Linked DNA regions of Homo sapiens: all the other regions are linked to region 1. Evidence: read pairs that join two places in POLR2A ChIA-PET (ENCODE). Cell type or tissue: OCI-LY7. All regions are shown on one strand. Region 1 overlaps CARMIL1 (capping protein regulator and myosin 1 linker 1). Region 2 holds the start of H4C5 (H4 clustered histone 5). Region 3 overlaps CARMIL1 (capping protein regulator and myosin 1 linker 1). Region 4 overlaps CARMIL1 (capping protein regulator and myosin 1 linker 1). Region 5 overlaps HFE (homeostatic iron regulator).

Region 1 (4,000 bases):
ATCACTGGGCAGAAACAACTCATTGCTTTTTCCTTTTCACATGCTGACTCAAGTATTCCTGGCATCATTAGTCATGTTTCATAGTGTCTAGAATAAAAACAAACTGACATCCAATTCCAGCAATTATTCCATTTTACACTTTGGAGAAAAGAAGTGATCGACACCTTCCAATCTGCCTAAAATCTCAAGCAGCTAACACTTTTGCAAAACAATTTGACTATGCCACATGCCTGTATCCCCAGCTTCTTGGGAGGCTGAGGCAGGAGGATAGCTTGAGTCCAGGAGTTCAAGGGCAGCCTGGGCAACACAGCAAGACCCCCCCAAATCTCAAAAAAGAAAACAATACAATATGACTAAAAGAAGATTTAAAGTTATGCAAAACATATAATAGACAGTGTCATAATTTTTAAACCAATGAGAAGCTGAAAGATTCTTTTGAAGTTTGCTTATAGACTCCAATTAAGAAATAGAAGTCCTCCTCATGTCTTCTCAATTAAAACCATTCCATTTTCTACTGGCAGAGCATCTGTGGATGAGACAAGCACAGTGCCAGGCACTTGGAAATGTTTGGTGAGTACTGAACGTAAAACATGGAAATGTGGGTTTCTCTAGTAGTGGAGGCAGGAAATCCCCATCAGTAAGGAGTAAAAGCTAATTCCCCTTAGGGCAGTCATTCCTACTTTCTTGGTAGTGCCTGTTAAGTAGAGGCCAGGTGTGGTGGCTCATGTCTGTAATCTCAGCACTTTTGGAGGCCGACACAGGAAGATCGCTTGAGGCCATGAATTCAAGACCAGCCTGGGCAACAAAAAGAAGCCTCCCTTTTTTGTTACAAAAAAATTGTAAAAATGTGCTGGGTGTGGTGGTCTGTGCCTATAGTCCCAGCTGCTACACTTTGAGAGGCTGGGGTGAAAGGATTGTTTGAGCCCAGGAGTTGCAGGCTGCAGTGAGCTATGATCATGCCATTGCACTCCAGCCTAGATGACAGAGCAACACCCTGTCTCTTAAAATAAAATAAAATAAAAAAAGGCCAGGTGCGGTGGCTTATGCCTGTAATCCCAGCACTTTGGGAGGCCAAGGCAGGTGGATCACAAGGTCAGGAGTTTGAGACCAGCCTGGCCAACATGGTGAAACCCCGTCTCTACTAAAAATACAGAAAAATTAGCCAGGCATGGTGGCGCCTGCCTGTAATCCCAGCTACTCAGGAGGCTGAGGCAGAATTGCTTGAACCCGGGAGGCGGAGGTTGCAGTGAGCTGAGATCGCTCCACTGCACTCCAGCCTGGGCGACAGAGCGAGACTTCATCTCAAACAAAACAAAACAAAAAAAGTAGAGAAATCCACATCTAAAAGACAAAACATAATAAAACTGTTGTGTGTGCTAAATACCTTCATTTCTATCACCTAATAGTAGCTATTTTAACTAAGGCAGACATCACCAAAAAAAATTAGCCTTTCAATACTCTCCAGCCTTTACTCTACTGTTGTAGAGAGAATAATGATGCCAAATCCAACATAACTTGACATCAAGAAACGCTTCTACATCAAATGAGTTTCAAAACATCCAGAACACCTGCAGACACATTGCAGGTGTAATGCTACAATAGTAACATGGTTCAACAAGGTCTGGAGGCCTCAAACAGTGAGGATTTTTACTTCTACTTGCCTATCTGCTCAAGATCTTTTTCTCTTTTTTTCTTATGAACTGTTTCTCTCATCGTTCTGTTCCTTCCTTTTCTTTCTTCCAACAGATACCCAAAATGACAGAGTCCATTTGCCAACTCACAGCTAGAGGCAAAGAAATCATTACCCACTCGGAAAAGGGGCCCATAGTTGCATCTGGTGATTATTCTCTATTTCATACGATGCTTTCCCTGAGGCCTCAGTCTTCTACTGAAAATATTTTAATTGTAATTATAAAGTCATGACCATCCACATGTATAGCTGGTTTGCTTCAATTAGAAGTCACTGCAACCAAAAAACAAAGCACTTTCAGTTCCTCACACTCATTGTGTTTAATGTTTCCATTGGTTGAATCTCATGAATGGCTCACTGAATTGAAGAAATGCCCCCAAGTAGGAATTCTAAATTCTGCATCTTCAAAAGATGGTCTTCAAAATCACAGAAAGAAAAGCTGCTGAATTGCAGAATATATACTGCTATTGAAAAGGTTATAAATCTTTTAACTTAAAGAAGGGTAGAATTCTTCACTTAGAAAATTCAGAACAACTTATGTTAATGTTTCATTTGTCTTGAACTAGAAACTGTGAGCATAGTGTTCAACAGATTCAGCTATTCACTTATTCATTGACTTTTATATCTCTGCATATGCTCTTCAGCCTATTATCTGGGGAACTATCAAAGAAAAGTTGTGGCCCAAATGCTGGATTTGCCTGTTCCTCAGTTCATAACAAGTATTTCTCAAATGTAGACCTATAACTATAAACACTTTTAACTTTCCTTGAACCAGAGCATTTAAAAATGCATATAGTCTGTACATTAAATGTGTTCTTAGTGAAGTAAAAGGTGACATCATAGAGTGTTATCTAGTCTGTTGTGATTTTTTTTTTTTTTTTTTTGGAGACAGAGTCTCACTCTGTCACCCAGGCTGGAGTGCAATGGTGCGATCTCGGCCTCGCAGGTTCAAACGATTCTCCCGCCTCAGGCTCCTAAGTAGCTGAGATTACAGGCACCGGCCATCATGCCTGGCTAATTTTTGTATTTTTGTGGAGATGGGGTTTCACCATGTTGTTGGCCAGGCTGGTCTTGAACTCCTGACCTCAGGTGATACGCCCACCTCAGCCTCCCAAAGTGCTAGGATTACAGGCATGAGCCACCACAGCCGGCCTCATGATGTCTTGTATTATCTAGTACTATCATGATTTTCACCTATTGCTTGTTACTTTCATGCAAATTCTAATTGACTTTCAAAGTAAAATCAATAAAAATGACCAGTGTTTATATGACATTTACTATGTGCTGGACCTTAGTCTTTGCTTATATTAACTCATTTAACCCTCCTGACAACCCTATGAAGTGGGTACAGTTATTTCTTCAACGTCCTGGGCGGTGTTCGTTTTCATTTTAAAGTTCCTACTCCTAAACCATACTAACAAAGTTCAAGTAGCAAGATATCAGATTACAAACAACAAGCCAGGCATGGTGGCTCAGGCCTGTAATCCCAGCACTTTGGGAGGCTGAGGTAGGTGGATCACTTGAGGTCAGCAGTTTCACCAACATGGTGAAACCCCATCTCTACTAAAAACACAAAAAGTTAGCCAGGTGTGGTGGCAGACACCTGTAATCCCAGCTACCTGGAAGGCTGAGGCAGGAGGATCACTTGAATCTGTGAGGTGGAGGTTGCAGTGAGCCAAGATTGAGCCTCTGCACTCCAGCCTGGGCGACAGAGCAAGATTCCGTCCTCACCACCCACCCCACACACACACAAAGATTATAAACAACAAAATTAATTCCATGTCCTTATATCATACCAAGGTAACTGCTTTGACACTGCAAATAACCAGTGTGATTGGTAAAATAATTAAATGTATTATTAAATGTATTAATTCTTGGGCTATTTGCCCACAGCAAATTTCCAAGGTTAATCCTACCCTTCATTGTGCATGAGGCAAATACACTCGGATGTATCCAGACAGCAAGTTAGCTATGGTTGAGAGAAAGCAAGAACTGCAGGCAAGAACAAGCCCAAAAACAATCTGTAACCTGATTTTGAAAACTAAATATTAATTTCATCACCTTCTTTACCAAATCTTCTAACAAGTAGCAAGTCAGACTGAAGTTTCTCTCTCTTCCTTCCTCTCCATTCTTTGAGGTGCTAATGAGCAGAAAATGAGAGTCTAAGGCTCAGAATAATCTACAGACTGGAATAATGAGTCTTGGAAAAATTCAAGAGCTGAAAGTGAAGCCTTACTAATTTGCACCATGAAAGAGGCCATTTTTTATGTTAGTGCTGACTGATCCAAATCCAAAATAAAAATACCACCA
Region 2 (4,000 bases), 820 kb before region 1:
TCTTTAAACAAACCACATCTCCAAGACATCTGGGGCATAACTGTGGAATGACGACATATCTTTTTTGAACAATAGACAATGAGATCCAAGCAGGAAGTAACAAAGACTTTATTTTCAGAGGGAGAAGTAATCCCAGGATGGAATGAGCGCTCTGTGGCAGTGAAGGGGAGCTGGAATATATATATGCCTTACAGAGTCAACCTTACATACAGATTCAGTAGGTTTGGAAAAATTCTATGAGTATTCATGAGGGAGGAGATGAAATCACAAATCCGTCTCCCCGACCAAAATTGGGGGGCTTATGTAGCGAGAAGGGCGAGAAAACAGGAAATCAGGGAGGGATAAGGACGCAATCATGATGGATGAAACATAGGGAGTCTCACGGTCTCGATGCAAGTGATCTGGTGTTTCAGTTCCTGCCTCAGGCAGGAACATGAGTTCCTAAACATGAGTTCCTAAACATTTGTCTCATGTGAGATAAATGCTAAATTTCAAGCTTTAGGGTTTAAAGAGAGTCAAATTCTTTTATTCAAAAAACAGCAAATATCATAACTTCTAAGGGACAACTGGGTTGGCTTAATAGAATTCCGAAATGAATGCTTGCAACCTCTCCTTGCGTGAGCTTATCTACCCCAGGAACTTCTACACACCTAAACTCGGTCGTTAGGTTAAGTAATAGAAAACAGGCCGCTAGAATTTAAGGCCCACACTCCTTTCCAGGAAGATGATTGGTTGCGCTAATTCGCGGGTCCGGCCCATTGCCAGGCACCGGCTTTGTTCTTCGCTCTCCGCCATTTTGAGCGGTTACGCAGTGTCTTGCGGTTTTCCCACTTATGTCGAAAACCATGCATTTTTAGGTACTCAAAATAAAAGTGGTAAGGTAAACAGACACTATTACCCTAGCCTTTTCAGTGCAATCTAAGGCCCTACTACAATAAACATAAAAGGATCGTAGCCTAAAAAATCGTATGCCGAAACCCCAAATGTAATTTGGAACGAAAAAAAAAAAACGGCTGAAAAATATACGTACCTGTTGACAGGAACAATTAACTTATAAAGAGACCAACCAATCGTCTAACAAGTCATGAGCTCTTTTGCGGAAAACTGTGGGCGGCCCTGAAAAGGGCCTTTGATTTGGGAAGTCGAGATGCTGAGTCGTTTAAGCGGTAGCATTAGCCGCCGAAGCCGTAAAGAGTGCGTCCCTGTCTCTTCAGCGCGTAGACCACATCCATCGCTGTCACTGTCTTGCGTTTGGCGTGCTCCGTGTAAGTCACAGCATCACGAATCACGTTTTCCAGAAACACCTTCAGAACCCCGCGAGTCTCCTCGTAGATGAGACCAGAAATGCGCTTGACACCCCCGCGACGAGCAAGGCGCCGGATGGCAGGCTTGGTAATGCCCTGGATGTTATCTCGCAGGACCTTACGGTGACGCTTAGCGCCTCCTTTACCCAGTCCCTTTCCGCCTTTGCCGCGACCAGACATGACCAACACACCAACGAAAATAGCCGCAAAAATCTGAAAAACAAGCGACGGTAGTATTCTTATATGCCGGGAATTCGGACCTAAATGAAGACTGAAAACGCGCATACGGGAACTTTGGTGCTGCCTGCTGGCCCTACCCTTCACAGATCAGACTGGGATGACGTCACCAACGACTCCAGTTCCCGCCGGCAGAGTCCGCTCTCCATGGAGTCATCTCTGCAAGTCTTGCGTTCCCAAAGAGGAAATTTAGGCATATTTTAACAACTAAATGAGATTAAATACATTAACATGTTTAAAATCATTTGCTGCTTGGGATGCTCTAGGACGATTGAACAGGAGCTTTGGCTCACAAGACCGGAACTGCAGTAATCTCCTTCCATGAGGAGTTCAGCTTTGTCCCCATAGGCACGGTTCCTCTGGCATTTCTGCTGCTTGCTCTCTTGGGGACGGAACCCCCTTAGGAAGTGTTTGAAAACTGCAAGATCTCACCCTCTCCACCACCAAGCCAAGGGAAATCTGACCAAAAGGATTTTCCTCCCGAAGAGAAAAACACGGATAATTAGTGATCCCGCCGGGCGTTGTGGCTCACGCCTGTAATCCCAGCACTTTGGGAGGCTGAGGCGGGCGGATCACCTGAGGTCGGGAGTTCAATACCAGTCTCCAACACGGAAAAACCGCATCTCTACTAAGAATACAAAATTAGCCGGGCCTGGTGGCGCATACCTGTAATCCCAACTACTTAGGAGGCTGAGGTAGGAGAATCATTTGAACCCAGGAGGCAGAGGTTGCGGTGAGCCCGGATCACACCATTGCACTCCAGCCTGTGCAACAAGAGCGGAACTCCGTCTCAAAGAAAAGAAAAAAAAATTTTTGATCCCATGAATTCTGGTCCTCGCTGTGGACGCCCGTATTACATTTTTGGCTTATTTTTCTTTCTTCCCTGTTTATTAAAATTTATAATTATCATTTAAATATCTAGCCAACTCGCACATCTAAACCTAGAAACTCACTGGTGTGTTAATGTTTACTTCTCTATTGTTAGTTTTCTGTTCTCTTTGATGCTGGTAGCAGCCTTTATCACAAGAGAATTGGCAACGTGTAATGGGCCAAGTTATTAAATAGGCGACTTCCTACAGGCTTTTAAAATAAAAGGTGTTGGGACTCAGAAAACAATGCTACAAAATGAAGGCCTCCGTAGTAACTTTTTCTCCTTCTCCTACCTTCCTCTTTCTCCCTCCCATTCTTCCCCGAAGCTAGCTATAGGAACTAGACTGCTTCCTTCCCAAGATGGAACATATAAACCAAAGCTAGACTCAAAGCTAGCCATAAAACCTAAAAAATATGAATCCAACTTTCCTTCTGCCTTTTTGTGTAAAAACTGGCAGTAAAGAAATTGCCTGGCCTACCTCGTTTGATTGTAGGTCATAAGACCCCGATTCAAGAGAGGGCTTGTCCTATTCCCAGGAGGAGAGAATGCTGCCCAAGAAAGTCCAAGAATATAGACAGGCCTTGCTGGGCTATTATCATTAGCTCAGTCTATTAGCATTAGCTCGTACCCTTTGTGTCCAATCATATTTCTACACAGCTGTCCCTACTTTGTTGAATCTAAGCATAAAAATGTATGATTTCCCCTGTATCTTTGAGTCTTCAGTTCGAAGGCTACTGGGTACATGTTAGTTAATTTGTATGCCCTGCTAGGCATGCAAATGTTAGGACTTCTACTGTGAAAAGAAATCAAATATGTAGAAACTAAACAAAAAGGAACTGTAAATTGCTGCTGTTAAAATGCCAGCAATATCAAAACTCTGTGAGACTGTGATATTTAGGAAGAATTTACATGCTTCTATAATAATTTTAATAGTATTTACATATTTGTATTATATATATAAAATTGTAATTTAATAGAACATTAGTTAATACATTACTGAATTTTTTTTTTTTAAGTTTTTTCGGCTGTAAGTTTATTCAATGCAAAACAATCCTCTCCAGTTTTACTGAGGTGGCTGACCAGGCCCACGACCAAATCTGCCTCTAAACTGGAATTCGGTTGTTGACCCAGCCCCAGCCTTGGCTTTCTTGTCAGCACCAGGGGACACAGCACTCCGTCTGTAGGTATCTCTGTCGGCTTCCCCTCTTGTGAGTCTTGCAGGTTGCTCACCCTCCAGACCTTCAGGCGGAGGCCTGCCAGTCTCTGGACGGCTGTGGTGTAGGGTGGCAGGCACAATCTCTGTGGGCAGATGAAGGTAATTACAGAGATACTGGATGCCCTCATTGGTAAGGTACCACTAGAAATGTCTCCAGGCAAACTGTTCCTTCAAGTAGCCCTGGGACTTGAGAGACTGCATGGCCTTCATGACACGAAGGTTGGGCACATTCTTGTCTGCCATTTCTAGGTGCTTAGGCATATGGACATCCTTCTTGGCCACCATGACTCCCTCCTTAAAAAGGAGTTCATAAATGGCAATCCAGTTCTTCTTACGCATCAACATCTCAGCAGCTGTAGGGTCCCGGGCTGG
Region 3 (4,000 bases), 53 kb after region 1:
TGAAATTCCAAACGGCTTGTGACTCTGAGGAAAATATAAAGTTTACAGATACATACATTGCTCCTTAAAGGGTACATCTGAAACCCTAATTGAAATAAATCATTTTCTGGAACAAAGCAGGGCATAACTTAACAAACACTAAAATAAGTGTTCTGTGTTTCCTGACTTTTTTGTTTCATTTATTCAAGTAAGCAACATTTATTGAGTGCCTACCATGTCCTATGTACTATAAAAGGGGCCTGAGGGTACAAAAATGGAATCATACTGGTTTTCCAGGCTTAAAAGCTAGTAATACTAGATTGTGAGCAACAGGATGTTCGTATGTGCACTTTCATGAATGATTTACATCCATTAAGTCATTTAACCCTAAAACAACCTTAAATACTATTAATTAGAGATGAGAGCTGAAGCCCAAAGAAGTTAAGTGACTTGTCCAACGTCACACAGCTAGGAGCTGGGTTTGAACCCAGGCAACCTGAGACCACAGCCCACACTCTTCGCTACCATACTGCCTTAGGCTGCTCACAGGGGAGGTGAGTAGAGTACAGTCTGTCACTGGAAGGACTTCCTAGGGAAGCACATACAGAAGCTGAGTACTAATGGCTGAAATGGGGAGAGGAAGGTATTCTGGTCATAGGATGGTGCAACAACCTACAAGCATGGAGGGATGAAACCTGTCACTGTCAAGACAGCAAGTAGTTCCTAAAGCCAGAATGAGAAGGGTGCATGCAAACAGGAGAGGAGAAACAGCTAGAAAGCGAGACAGGGGGCAGAAAACAGTACCTAAAATCTGGGGGTTGGGGGAGACATTAAAGTTTTTATTTTTATTTTTTTTCTCCTGGAAATATGGAAGATGGGTGGAAGGGGGATGAACTAGGAAGCAAGTTGCAAAACAATCTAGGGCCTAAACTGAAGTAGTCAAATGGCCGAGAGACTATTTCATTGGGCCAGCACAGTAACAGAGCAGTAACAATGGCCAACACAGTAACAGAGCAGACAGAGATCCCACCAGGAGTGATTAACTTAGACACACATACTCTTCCTATAAAAGACACGTACAATTCCATATAAGGTGAGTTTCATTGCCTACAAAGGATGTAGAAACTAGAGACAATAAACAAAAATCTGGATGCCAGCACGGGGCAGGGGAAAGCGCATTGAGCATGGACTCAAGGCTTTAGCGCCCACCCTGCCGCCCCACAGTGAGCACAGCTCACCTGGCCACTCAGGTGCTGCGTTCTCTGAAATTAGTCTAGAAATGGACTGTAAGAACCCTTCTTGTACAGACAGCCTCTGAATACCATTTATCACTTGGGGACATGTCAGAATTAGTAAAACATGTAAAATATCTTCATCCTATTTCTCTCCTTTATTGGTTTATTTTAAACAATTGTTCACATTTAAGCACAGCTTCAGGAAAATCACAAGGAGATTAAAAACAGTACAACTATACACAGAAAATATATCTTTTTAAATATACATTGCATCAAAATGGAAATTGCTTAATAGCATTTTCCAGAATATAGAATTTTTAGAAACCTCATTTCATTTTCATAATTTAACACATCCTTATAATTTAAAGCCAGGAACCCAGAGTGATTATGCATTCCTTATCTTATAACAAAATCAAATCAACAGAGCTGCATGCTTTTCGGGATTTTCACGGATTAACTATCCATCTACAGAGAAAGCCTTAGTAATATACAAGAACTGGAATTACCAGTTGCAACACAAATTGCAATTTAAAACACACACACAGAGATCAGCACAGATGATTCCCAAGGAGACTTCCTACGCTTCATTGAAAGAAAAAAGCATAACCCCATGCAGGACAGTGAAATGAACAGAAGAGACAGGAAACTGAGTTTTTCCTCCAGACTAGCTCTTATTTGCATGACCTCAAGCAAGTATCTTAACCTATATAGAAACCTTTGTAAAGACAGGCTATTTCCAAGGACGGTAGCAAAGACGAAATGACAGAAGAGGTGTGAAGGGCCTATGGTTTCAGATTGTTACTGTTCATGCTTCAGAAAATGTCACCGTCTCCAGCAGCTCACTTCCCAACTTTGATCAGATGTAGTCAAGACTGGCCAACTAAAGATTTGCCAGCAAATTGCATCCCTTAGATCTGTGAGAAGCTGGCCTTTCCAAAGACCTCAGGTTAACACTGTGCTTAGTAGACTGCCACAGAAGGGTGCTGTTAAAGGTTCATCTCAGAACTAAGACTTTTTTAAAAGAAATCACAAGATAAATATCTACCAACTCAGCAAATGACTAAATAATATAAAATTAATTAAAAATTAATAAGAACTATTATATCAAGTACCTAGTTGAAAAGGTTTTAAATGATAACAAAATCTACAATGAGTTATCATCAAGGATCTGGGTCAGTAACAGGGAGAGAAGCAAGAAATGTGGGCATGGAGATTAGTTAAGCTGATAACTGCAAATTCCCCCATTTGATTGAGATGTTAATGGTTAGCAGTTGGTAGAAGAAAACAGAATTTATAAAAGCCAAAAAGCAATTTATCCTCTAGACAAATCACCAAGGCATAAGAAGAGAGACAGCCAGGGAGTACAAGTTCACATAACTATAATACATTCACTCTCTCTAAGTAATTAATCGGTATAAGTGAATCCGAATATATTTTTAAGGTAGGGTGGGGAAACCAAGGTACTCTGTGTGTCCAGAATCAGGAAGGCCTCTGGCCCCATGGCCTCCCTGACTCTGTTCCGGATACCTCTGCCTCAGGAAACCTTGCAGCTCATAGCGGCTACCTAACAAATTTCTCATCTTTAATACCAGGATCACTACTCAACCCTGAGCTACAACAGCCACCAGGGGTGTGTTGAACTGAGTCTTTGAAGAAAGAATAACCACTTTAAGTGTTGTCCTGCACACACATACACGTGGACTCACAGAACACCAGCAGAGGAGAAAGAATACAGGGAAAGTACATTCTAGGATCATGAAACTTATCATTGGTGTGATGCTGAGAAAATCTCTGAGCCAAAATTCATACCTAAGCATAGATAATATCTGGTACTAACATGTTAAAATACTAGGAGAAGAAAAAAGGCTTTTGTCTCCTTAACAAGCTATAAAACATCAGGAAGTAATGACAGTTATATGGAGCCTACCAGTTTTGCCAGAAATAAAGAACAACTCACCCATCCCCACTATGACTACAAAAAAATGACAACCTGTTATAGCATTTCAAGCAATATTTCAAGCTGGGTTCCAACTGAGAGATATTTATAGATGTCCCATTTAAAAACAAAAAAAAACCCTCCACTGTCAAATAGATTTGGGGAACACTGTTTACTAATCCTCCTCTTAAAGAAGCACAAAACATATTTTTATTTATTTACACAGTGTCTTGCTCTGTCACTCAGGCTGGAGCGCAGTGGCACAATCTTGGCTCACAGGAGCCTCGACCTTCCAGGCTCAAGCGATGCCCCTGCCTCAGCCTCCCAAGTAGCAGGGACTACAGCTGCACTCATCACTGATTTTTCTGTATTTTTTGTATTTTTTGCAGAGAAGGGGTCTTGTGATGTTGCCCAGGCTGGTCTCGAACTCCTGGGGTCAAGCAATCCACCCACCTCAGCCTCCCAAAGTGCTGGGATAACAGACATGAGCCACTATGCCCAGCCGCATATTCATTACAAAGGCTCATCTGAAAAGTTCTGCTGTCAAGAAATTTCTTTCTTTAAATTTATTTGACCAAAGAAGTTTTACTCACTTAACACCTTTAAGCGCTGGCATTCCAAGGGATACAGTGTAGTAAACAGCAGGGAGGGGACTTTCCACATTTCTGTAGAATCTCTGCTTTTCTGGGCAAGGTCATCAATCTGTACTATTCAGATGGACTTCCTCCACGTAGCAGGAATCACATCTGAGTGTAAACCATTTAGTCTCTCCAGCAGAAAAAGAGAGCCTCTCTCTTCAAGGCGGTATTTCCCTAGACCCCAATGAAGGACTCTTGGGTCATATGTCCAC
Region 4 (4,000 bases), 89 kb after region 1:
AAAGTTCTGTATATAGCAGGTTATACTTATTTCTCAATAAGGTTTATTCTATGGGTCTCTAACTGGAGCTAACTTAATTATCTAAGTAACTTAGTAATATACTTAGTTACCTAGTTACCTAAGTAACTAACCAAGTGTTTCTCAAACTTCAGTGTGCATCAAAATGACCTGAAGGGCTTGTTAAAACAGATCGCAGGGCTCCACTGCCAGAGTTTCTGATTTAGTAGGTCTAGATAGGTCTCCTATGCTTTGATTTTGCTTTTTTGTTTTGTTTGGTTTTGAGGAAAAGTTTCACTCTGTCACCCAGGCTGGAGTGCAGTAGCACGATCTCAGCCCACTGCAACCTCTACCTCCCGAGTTCAAGTGACTCTCATGCCTTAGCCTCCCAAATAGCTGGGATTACAAGTGTGTGCCTCCATATTTTAGCAGAGACAGGAGTTTGCCATGTTGGCCAGGCTGGTCTCGAACTCCTGGCCTCAAGTGATCCTCCCTCCTTGGCCTTCCAAACTGCTGGGATTACAGGCATGAGCCACCACGCTTGGCCTGCTTTTGCATTTTTGATAAGTTATCAGGTGATGTTAATGTTGCTGTTTCTCAGGACCAAATATTGAGAACCACTGGTCTGATCTTTTAGGTATCTTAAAACAAGACAAATTGCTATGTGGTGGGATTTGTTATTTTTGTTACATACAGATTTGGTTATCTAAATATTTCAAAAATAAGCATTTTAAATGCATATAGACTTTTAGATAAATCAACAATGGCTATATCATAAAACTGTAAATTTCGAGACTTAGACATAACTCTAGAAGCTAAATATGATAAAATACACACCTGCTCTCTGACATTTGAAACCCACTGATCTAAACCAATGATTCTCAGTGGGGGGGCCAATTCTACAATCCAAAGGACATGTGACAATGTTTGGAAACTTTTTTTTTTTTTTTTTTGAGGTGGAGTCTCACTCTGTCGCCCCAGGCTGGAGTGCAGTGGCACAATCTCAGCTCACTGCAACCTCTACCTCCCAGTTTCAAGCAATTCTCATGCCTCAGCCTCCCAAGTAGCTAGGATTACAGGCACCCGCCACCACACCCAGCTAATTTTTCTATTTTTAGTAGAGATGGGTTTTCGCCATGTTGGCCAGGCTGGTCTCAAAAACTCCTGACCTCAGGTGATCCGCTCGCCTCGGCCTCCCAAAGTGCTGGAATTACAGGCATGAGCCACCGTGCCCAGCCTCTGGAGACATTTTTAATTATCCCAACTGTGGGAAGAGTGGGTGATGGTGCCAGGATCTAGTGGGGAGGGGCCACAGATGCTGGTAAACATCCTATCATGCACAGGACAGCCCCCACAACAATTGTTTTGACCAAAATGTCAATAGTGCTGGGACTGAAATACCTCAAGGTTGGTTAGAAGGTGAGAGTCCAGCACAGCCTGGAGATTAAGAACCCAGCATGGGCCGGGTGCTGTGACTTAGGCCTGTAATCCCAGCACTTTGGGAGGCCGAGGCGGGCAGATCACCTGAGGTCAGGACTTTGAGACCAGCCTGGCCAACATGGTAAAACCCCGTCTCTACTAAAAATACAAAAAATTAGCTGGGTATGGTGGCAGGCACCTGTAATCCCAGCTATTCAGGAGGCTGAGGCAGGAGAATCCCTTGAGCCCGGGAGGCAGAAGTTGCAGTGAGCTAAGATTGCACCACTGCACTCCAGCCTGGACAACAGAGTGAGACTCTTTCCCAAAAAAAAAAAAAAAAAAGAATCCAGCATGCCCAGGAATCCTTCTGACTATGGAGACACAGAGCCACACACACCAATGAACTCAGATAATGCACCCTGCACCCCCGATCAAGGACCGGCTATAAAATAAAAGCAATCGGCCAAGCGCAGTGGCTCACACCTGTAATCCCAGCACTTTGGGAGGCTGAGGCGGGCAGATCACCTGAGGTCAGGAGTTCGAGACCACCCTGAAACATGGAGAAACCCTGTCTCCACTAAAAATACAAAATAAGCTGGGCATGGTGGCACACACCTGTAATACTAGCTACTCGGGAATTTGAAGCAGGAGAATCGCTTGAACCCAGGAGGCGGAGGTTGCGGTGAGCCGAGATCGCGCCATTGCACTCCAGCCCAGGCAACAAGAGCAAAACTCCGTCTCAAAAAAAAAAAAAAAAGCAATCATAACTGAAATCCAAGAGGAAGCAAACTGAGTGAGGCAACAGCAACAGACAGCAGTGCCCTGAAAGGACCAAGAAAGCCCTAAGTGAATGAACAGGCACCAACTACTGATGTTTTCTTTTTTTCACTCTAAGTAACTGGGAAGTGAAAGAGGGACTTGAGCATATATCTAAATACATGCAGATCTGCAATGAAAGCAAGATGAAAAACAGATACGTATTGGAAATGCACAGCGTTGTCCTCAGAGACAAATTTCTCAACACTGAACTTGAACCCTTTCTTTAAAAAAGATTTCTCAAAAGCAGTGTACCCTCTTTAAGAACAGCAGAGTGAAAAAACATTCTAAACCCATTTCTGTAGACAGTCTGTACTGGCTTAAAATAGCTCTGAGCAGAGAAAACATAACAACATGTACCTTGTACAGGGCCAGGAAGACATGCAAAGTTGAGGTATTTCTTTTGAAATATTTATATAAAATATATCTGAATAATCTGTGACTCAAATATACAATTAGATTCTTTTAATCAAAGCATTTAGCATTATCACGACACTACCCCTAACAATAACAGCTAAGACTTACTCATGACTTACTATGTGCCAGGCACTATTATGAAATATTTTATATGTAATATCCCACTTAATTTTCAAAACAAAGCTACAATGTAGTTTTTTGTTATTACACCCATTTTACAGATGAAGAAAGTAAGGCACAGAGAAGTTAAATAACTTGGCCAAGATTAAATGTTAGCAAATGCCATTTCAGAATTTAAATGTAGGCACACTTACCTATTAACACAGAAAATGGGAGGCGTAAAATGTAAAGACATTGAAAAAAGAAGCCATTCCTGAATTTAAGGCTAAATATATCACCACAAGCATCTCTCTCTAGAATATTAAAATGTAAAGCCCTACTCTGATGAATAAAGAAGTTGGCTACTCCCAGAGAACACAGAAAAAACGACGTGAGCATGAAGCCTTCCTGCATATACAGTGTTGCTGACACCACTTGTTCAGTTCTGCGGACAACCTGCATATGTCAGGTGTAAAGACAGATGCCACTTTCATTAAATCTCTGCAGAAAGAACACATAAATGGAACAATGCTTAAGAAACTCCAAGTGACAAGGTGCTAATAGCCTTTCCTTTGCTCCAGATGCTGTATTAACAAGCAACCCTGGACAGGAAAGATTGGACCAACTTCTCGCATCCAGGCTTTGCCAAGAAAGAGAGAGAGAGATATTGAACAGAGAAGACCCAACATGTTCTCCACAGAGACCACTTCAGAGAGAGTAAAATGATAGAGGGTTAAGTGCTATTTAAACTCCAAAAGTTTTTTTCTAGAAAGGCAAACTGTTGAAAAGGAAATCGCTCCCAGAACTTTACAGTTAATTCACAAACAATGAATTTGGGGGAGATAAAATTCTGATAAGGAGCAAGACATCCAAGATGCTTGAAGGGAAACATCTGTACACCCAAGCCAAATATGTGACTACGTCACTCTGTGCAGCCTAGTTTTGATTATCAACAGCACAAGCAGTGACTGTGATTCAGTGAACAAAGTTGTACAAAATGTTTCCCCAAACTTCAACATTTGTGCTGTCCCAAGGATGCTGGCAAAGAATATAAATTGGACCAAGAGATTTAAAAGAAAAGGAGCTGAGGCTGGGCATGGTGGCCTGTGCCTGTAGTCTCAGACACTCAGGAGGCCAAGATAGGAGGAGTGCTTGAGTCCAACAGTTGGAGACCAGCCTGAGCAACAAAGCGAGATGCCACGTTTTAAAATGCTTTAGTTAGTTAGTTAGTTAGTTAGTTAGTTAAAGATAG
Region 5 (4,000 bases), 710 kb before region 1:
TATTTGCCTCCTACCTGCTAAAAACACCCATCATACTACCCACAGATAGCCATGATGCTTTTTCTGGGACAGGTGCCTCTTCCATTCGTGCAGTGTACAGCCTTCATAGCTGTGCAACTCACATCACAATCAGATGGAAGAATCCCCAAGGCTTGGTGACAGATGAGTTACTGGGTAACACAGAGAGAGGATTCAAAGGAAAAGTTGAACGGGTCCAGAAAATGCATAGATACATGTGTAAAAATCTGGTAAGGTTATGACTAGCCACGTCCCAGGGTTCAAAGCTTTTCTCAGATGTTAAAATGAATCATGTAAGTCCCCCAAATTTAAGGAGTCCTCTTCCAAAAATAGGAAATGAAATGACATAGGTGTATGTCTCTGAGGTGACGGAGGAAATGAAGGAAGCCTCTAGATGCAGCTTGAGGTTCATGAGAGACAGTTCCAGGGGAGAGGTCACAGCTAGGGATCACCGGCATGCAGGAACTCAGAAACCTAAATGGGGAAATCTTTTTGAGGAAATGAACAGAGAAGGCTAAAATCAAGGAGTTCGTCAGGCAATTTCTATGTTTAGGTTCAACTCTCTCCTGAAACATGAAGAGCTCATAAATGCACTCCCTCTTTGAGTCTCTAGTTTTGTCTCCTTCCCACAGTGAGTCTGCAGGCTGCGTGTCACTCACGTTCAGCTAAGACGTAGTGCCCCATGGCTCCTCCTGTGGAGACAAGAGACCCAGGAAAGAGGCATCACAAACCTAGGCACCATCTTGCCTCTTCTCTCTTCCTTATTTTCCTCATTCACCCATCTCAATTTAGACCTGGGCACTATTGGATTTCAAGAACCATTATCTCTCATCTGGAAATGCTTATTGGCTTTCTAACTGGTCTCCTCACCTCTCATCTAACTTCTTAACAACACATTCACCATATAAGGGAGATCGTGGTCCTCCTTTCTTAGGATCCTTCAATGACACCCCAGTGATCATAACCCAATATCCCAAAAGACCCTTGGACTCTGTATGAGCTGGCTTCTTTCTGATTCTCTTTTCCCTACACCACAGATGTTCAGGGGGTAGAAATGCATAATTGGTGAGTGATAGCTACGCAAACTCAGGGTTAAGGTACAGTAATTATTTCTAATCTCCCAGTATGCCTTATACTCTCCTACTTGGCATGGTTGCTCCGTCTGTGTAGACCTCCCATCATCTTCAACCTCACCTAATGGAATCCAGCTTCTCCTTCAAGATCCAGAAGGCTATCTTGATCCCCAGCTGAATGTGATCATTCTTTCCTTTGACACCCTAAGCATTTGCTTCCTGCCTGCTTTAGGACCTCATGGGGTCTTCTTTAACTACATTTACTTGCTATCAATTTCATTCCCTACCAGATTTGGGTTCTGAGAATAGCCACAGTGACTTCTCAACCTCAAAGCCCCTGTACTACCTTAAACAGCTCTTGCAAAATAGTAGGTGCTCTGAAGATGTTTGTTGAATTAGAGACTTTCATTCTGGGGAGAACCATTATTTTCTGTCTCCCAGGGAGCTGCTGGTGTCCCCAAAGAATATAAATGAGAAAAATGCTTCCCATGGATGCCAGATCCCCTCTGCCCCTCTTCCCACTGTGCCCTGGGGCAGAGGTACTAAGAGACTTCCCCCTTGTTCCTACTCACTTGAACCCTGCCTCTTCCTTAATATTATGAACAAAATTCCAATGAACAAGATGACGACAAAAACAGCAATTCCACTGATGACTCCAATGACTAGGGTGCCAGACGGTGAGGGCTCTAAAACAGAAAAAGCAAGTTAAAGCCTTTGATTGCCACCCTCAGCCCACCCCCTAACAAAGAGCAGATCCTCATCTCACTGCCATAATTACCTCCTCAGGCACTCCTCTCAACCCCCAATAGATTTTCTCAGCTCCTGGCTCTCATCAGTCACATACCCCAGATCACAATGAGGGGCTGATCCAGGCCTGGGTGCTCCACCTGGCACGTATATCTCTGCTCTTCCCCAGGGGGTACAGCCAAGGTTATCCAGCCCTGGTAGGTCCCATCCCCATTGGGCAATACGTCTTTAGGTTCGAACTCCTTGGCATCCATTGGCTGCTTATCCTTCAGCCACTTCATGGTGATGTTCTGGGGGTAGTAGTTCAAGGCCCGACACCGTAGAGTGGTCACTGAAGAGGTCACATGATGTGTCACCTTCACCAAAGGAGGCACTTGACAGGAAAGAGGAAGGATGAGGAGAGGGGATCTGTTTACCCTTGCCAGGAAGACTGGAACTTTCACTTCCTTCTATAGGTTGGAGGAAGGAAATACCCTTTTCAGAAAAAAACAAGCTACAGGAGAGACACCATTTTGTGTCCTAAGATTGGACTCTAACACAGTGTCACTTGGAGAGCAGTCAGATCAGCTTGTTCTCCTCACATGTAAATATACATATCTGTTACCCATGTTCTTTGTTCTGATAGATAAAATTGCCCTTTATGTGCATTGAAAATGATTGAATACAGATGGTCAGTTTCACCTGGGTCAACCTAGGAGGCATTGTTATAAGAAGCGGACTTGTAAGATAGGTAGCTTCAGTGATTATTGCTATGTTCTATGAAAGAAACTTTTAACCTAAAGGATTCTTCTACTCTGATAAGTGGCCTCACTTGATATTTTGTCCTGGTATTCATATGATAGCTGAGATCTCTGAATTCTCTTTTTTTTTTTTTTTTTTTTTTTAAGATGGAGTCTCACTCTGCTGCCTAGGCTGGAGTGCAGTGGCGCGATCTTGGCTCAGTGCAACTTCCGCTTCCCAGGTTCAAGCGATGCTCCTGCCTCAGCCTTCCAATTAGCTGGGACTACAGGTGCGCATGACTGTGACCAGCTAATTTTTGTATTTTTTTAGAGACGGGTTTCACCATGTTGGTCAGGCTGGTCTCAAACTCCTGACCTTGTGACCACCCGCCTCGGCCTCCCAAAGTGCTGGGATTACAGGGGTGAGCCACCGTGCCCGGCCTTGACATTTCTGAATTTTTAACAGGTATAAATATACAAAAGATTATTGGTTAAATAAAAAGCAAGGGCCATAGACACTTCCCTTTGAGCCATATGCATGGAGAAAAGAAATTAAACCCATGACTTGTGGCTGTCTCATACATCTCAATTATAAGGTAGAGACTCTAGGATTGAGAAAGTCCCTTCCCAGAATTTGGAGAGGCACACAGCCTCAGCCACCTCTGAAACTCCAACCAGGGATTCCGTGCCCTGCAACCTCCTCCACTCTGCCACTAGAGTATAGGGGCAGAAGTGTGTTTCCACCATACCTTGTTGGTCCAAAACACCTCTCCCCAGCTCCAGCAACTGCTGCAGCTGTGCAGGGCAGTCCCTCTCCAGGTAGGCCCTGTTCTGCCTGGCCCGAATCTTGTGCCTTTCCCACTCCAGCTTGGTGGGCCAGGCCCTGGGTTCTGCTGCTCTCCAATCCAGTGTGTCAGGGCAGAATTCAAGGTGGTCCTGCCCATCATACCCGTACTTCCAGTAGCCCTCGGTACTGTTGTCTTCTTGCATTTCACAGCCCAGGATGACCTGCAGGGTGTGGGACTCTGGAAAAATCCCCAGCCTTGTTAACTGCAACCAAAGGAATAGGTCCCTATTTCCACCATCCCCAAGGACCAAATGATCTCAGGAAGCAAATTCCTTCCCTCTTCCCTGCTCCCACAAGACCTCAGACTTCCAGCTGTTTCCTTCAAGATGCATGAAAAGATGAAAAGCTCTGACAACCTCAGGAAGGTGAGGCCCCCTCTCCACATACCCTTGCTGTGGTTGTGATTTTCCATAATAGTCCAGAAGTCAACAGTGAACATGTGATCCCACCCTTTCAGACTCTGACTCAGCTGCAGCCACATCTGGCTTGAAATTCTACTGGAAACCCATGGAGTTCGGGGCTCCACACGGCGACTCTCATGATCATAGAACACGAACAGCTGGTCATCCACGTAGCCCAAAGCTTCAAACAAGGAA

Evidence for each region. Peaks named below come from ENCODE experiments on the same cell type or tissue, not always from the same donor. Only the 100,000 strongest peaks of a DNase experiment are listed, where the experiment ranks them.
Region 2: POLR2A ChIA-PET joins it to region 1 with 6 read pairs; 1 of 35 experiments calls an interaction of 5 or more read pairs at or near these places.
Region 3: POLR2A ChIA-PET joins it to region 1 with 5 read pairs; 7 of 35 experiments call an interaction of 5 or more read pairs at or near these places.
Region 4: POLR2A ChIA-PET joins it to region 1 with 5 read pairs; 3 of 35 experiments call an interaction of 5 or more read pairs at or near these places.
Region 5: POLR2A ChIA-PET joins it to region 1 with 8 read pairs; 1 of 35 experiments calls an interaction of 5 or more read pairs at or near these places.

The regions. Positions count from the first base shown.
Region 1 is chr6:25,385,689-25,389,688 of GRCh38, reverse strand. The region is part of intron 2 of CARMIL1 (capping protein regulator and myosin 1 linker 1); the gene reads right to left. All of the region lies in intron 1 of LOC124901281 (a long non-coding RNA gene), which reads left to right. Among named protein-coding and RNA genes, the nearest start is that of CARMIL1, 110 kb to the right of the region's middle. In OCI-LY7, no CTCF peak of the experiment used is centred here; DNase peaks (open chromatin) are centred at 748, 1,568, 1,998 and 2,668; H3K4me3 peaks cover 3,602 bases; H3K27ac peaks cover 4,000 bases.
Region 2 is chr6:26,202,129-26,206,128 of GRCh38, reverse strand. It overlaps H4C5 (H4 clustered histone 5), which reads right to left and starts at 1,519. Exons shown (of 1, transcript NM_003545.4): 1 at 1,108-1,519. The coding sequence starts at 1,484. The coding sequence ends at 1,173. It also overlaps the pseudogene RPS10P1. RefSeq lists enhancers at 1-11, 1,332-1,471, 1,482-1,731. In OCI-LY7, CTCF peaks have their summits at 1,524 and 1,724; DNase peaks (open chromatin) are centred at 748, 1,638, 3,148, 3,618 and 2 weaker places; H3K4me3 peaks cover 3,846 bases; H3K27ac peaks cover 4,000 bases.
Region 3 is chr6:25,332,935-25,336,934 of GRCh38, reverse strand. All of the region lies in intron 2 of CARMIL1 (capping protein regulator and myosin 1 linker 1), which reads right to left. The region is part of intron 2 of LOC124901281 (a long non-coding RNA gene); the gene reads left to right. Among named protein-coding and RNA genes, the nearest start is that of CARMIL1, 56 kb to the right of the region's middle. In OCI-LY7, no CTCF peak of the experiment used is centred here; a DNase peak (open chromatin) is centred at 1,894; H3K4me3 peaks cover 607 bases.
Region 4 is chr6:25,296,929-25,300,928 of GRCh38, reverse strand. All of the region lies in intron 2 of CARMIL1 (capping protein regulator and myosin 1 linker 1), which reads right to left. Among named protein-coding and RNA genes, the nearest start is that of CARMIL1, 20 kb to the right of the region's middle. In OCI-LY7, no CTCF peak of the experiment used is centred here; DNase peaks (open chromatin) are centred at 2,298 and 3,190; H3K4me3 peaks cover 1,196 bases; H3K27ac peaks cover 796 bases.
Region 5 is chr6:26,090,896-26,094,895 of GRCh38, reverse strand. It overlaps HFE (homeostatic iron regulator), which reads right to left. Exons shown (of 6, transcript NM_000410.4): 2 at 3,792-4,000; 3 at 3,307-3,582; 4 at 1,936-2,211; 5 at 1,664-1,777; 6 at 1-710. The coding sequence ends at 670. It also overlaps HFE-AS1. Among named protein-coding and RNA genes, the nearest start is that of HFE, 5.5 kb to the right of the region's middle. In OCI-LY7, no CTCF peak of the experiment used is centred here; a DNase peak (open chromatin) is centred at 2,265.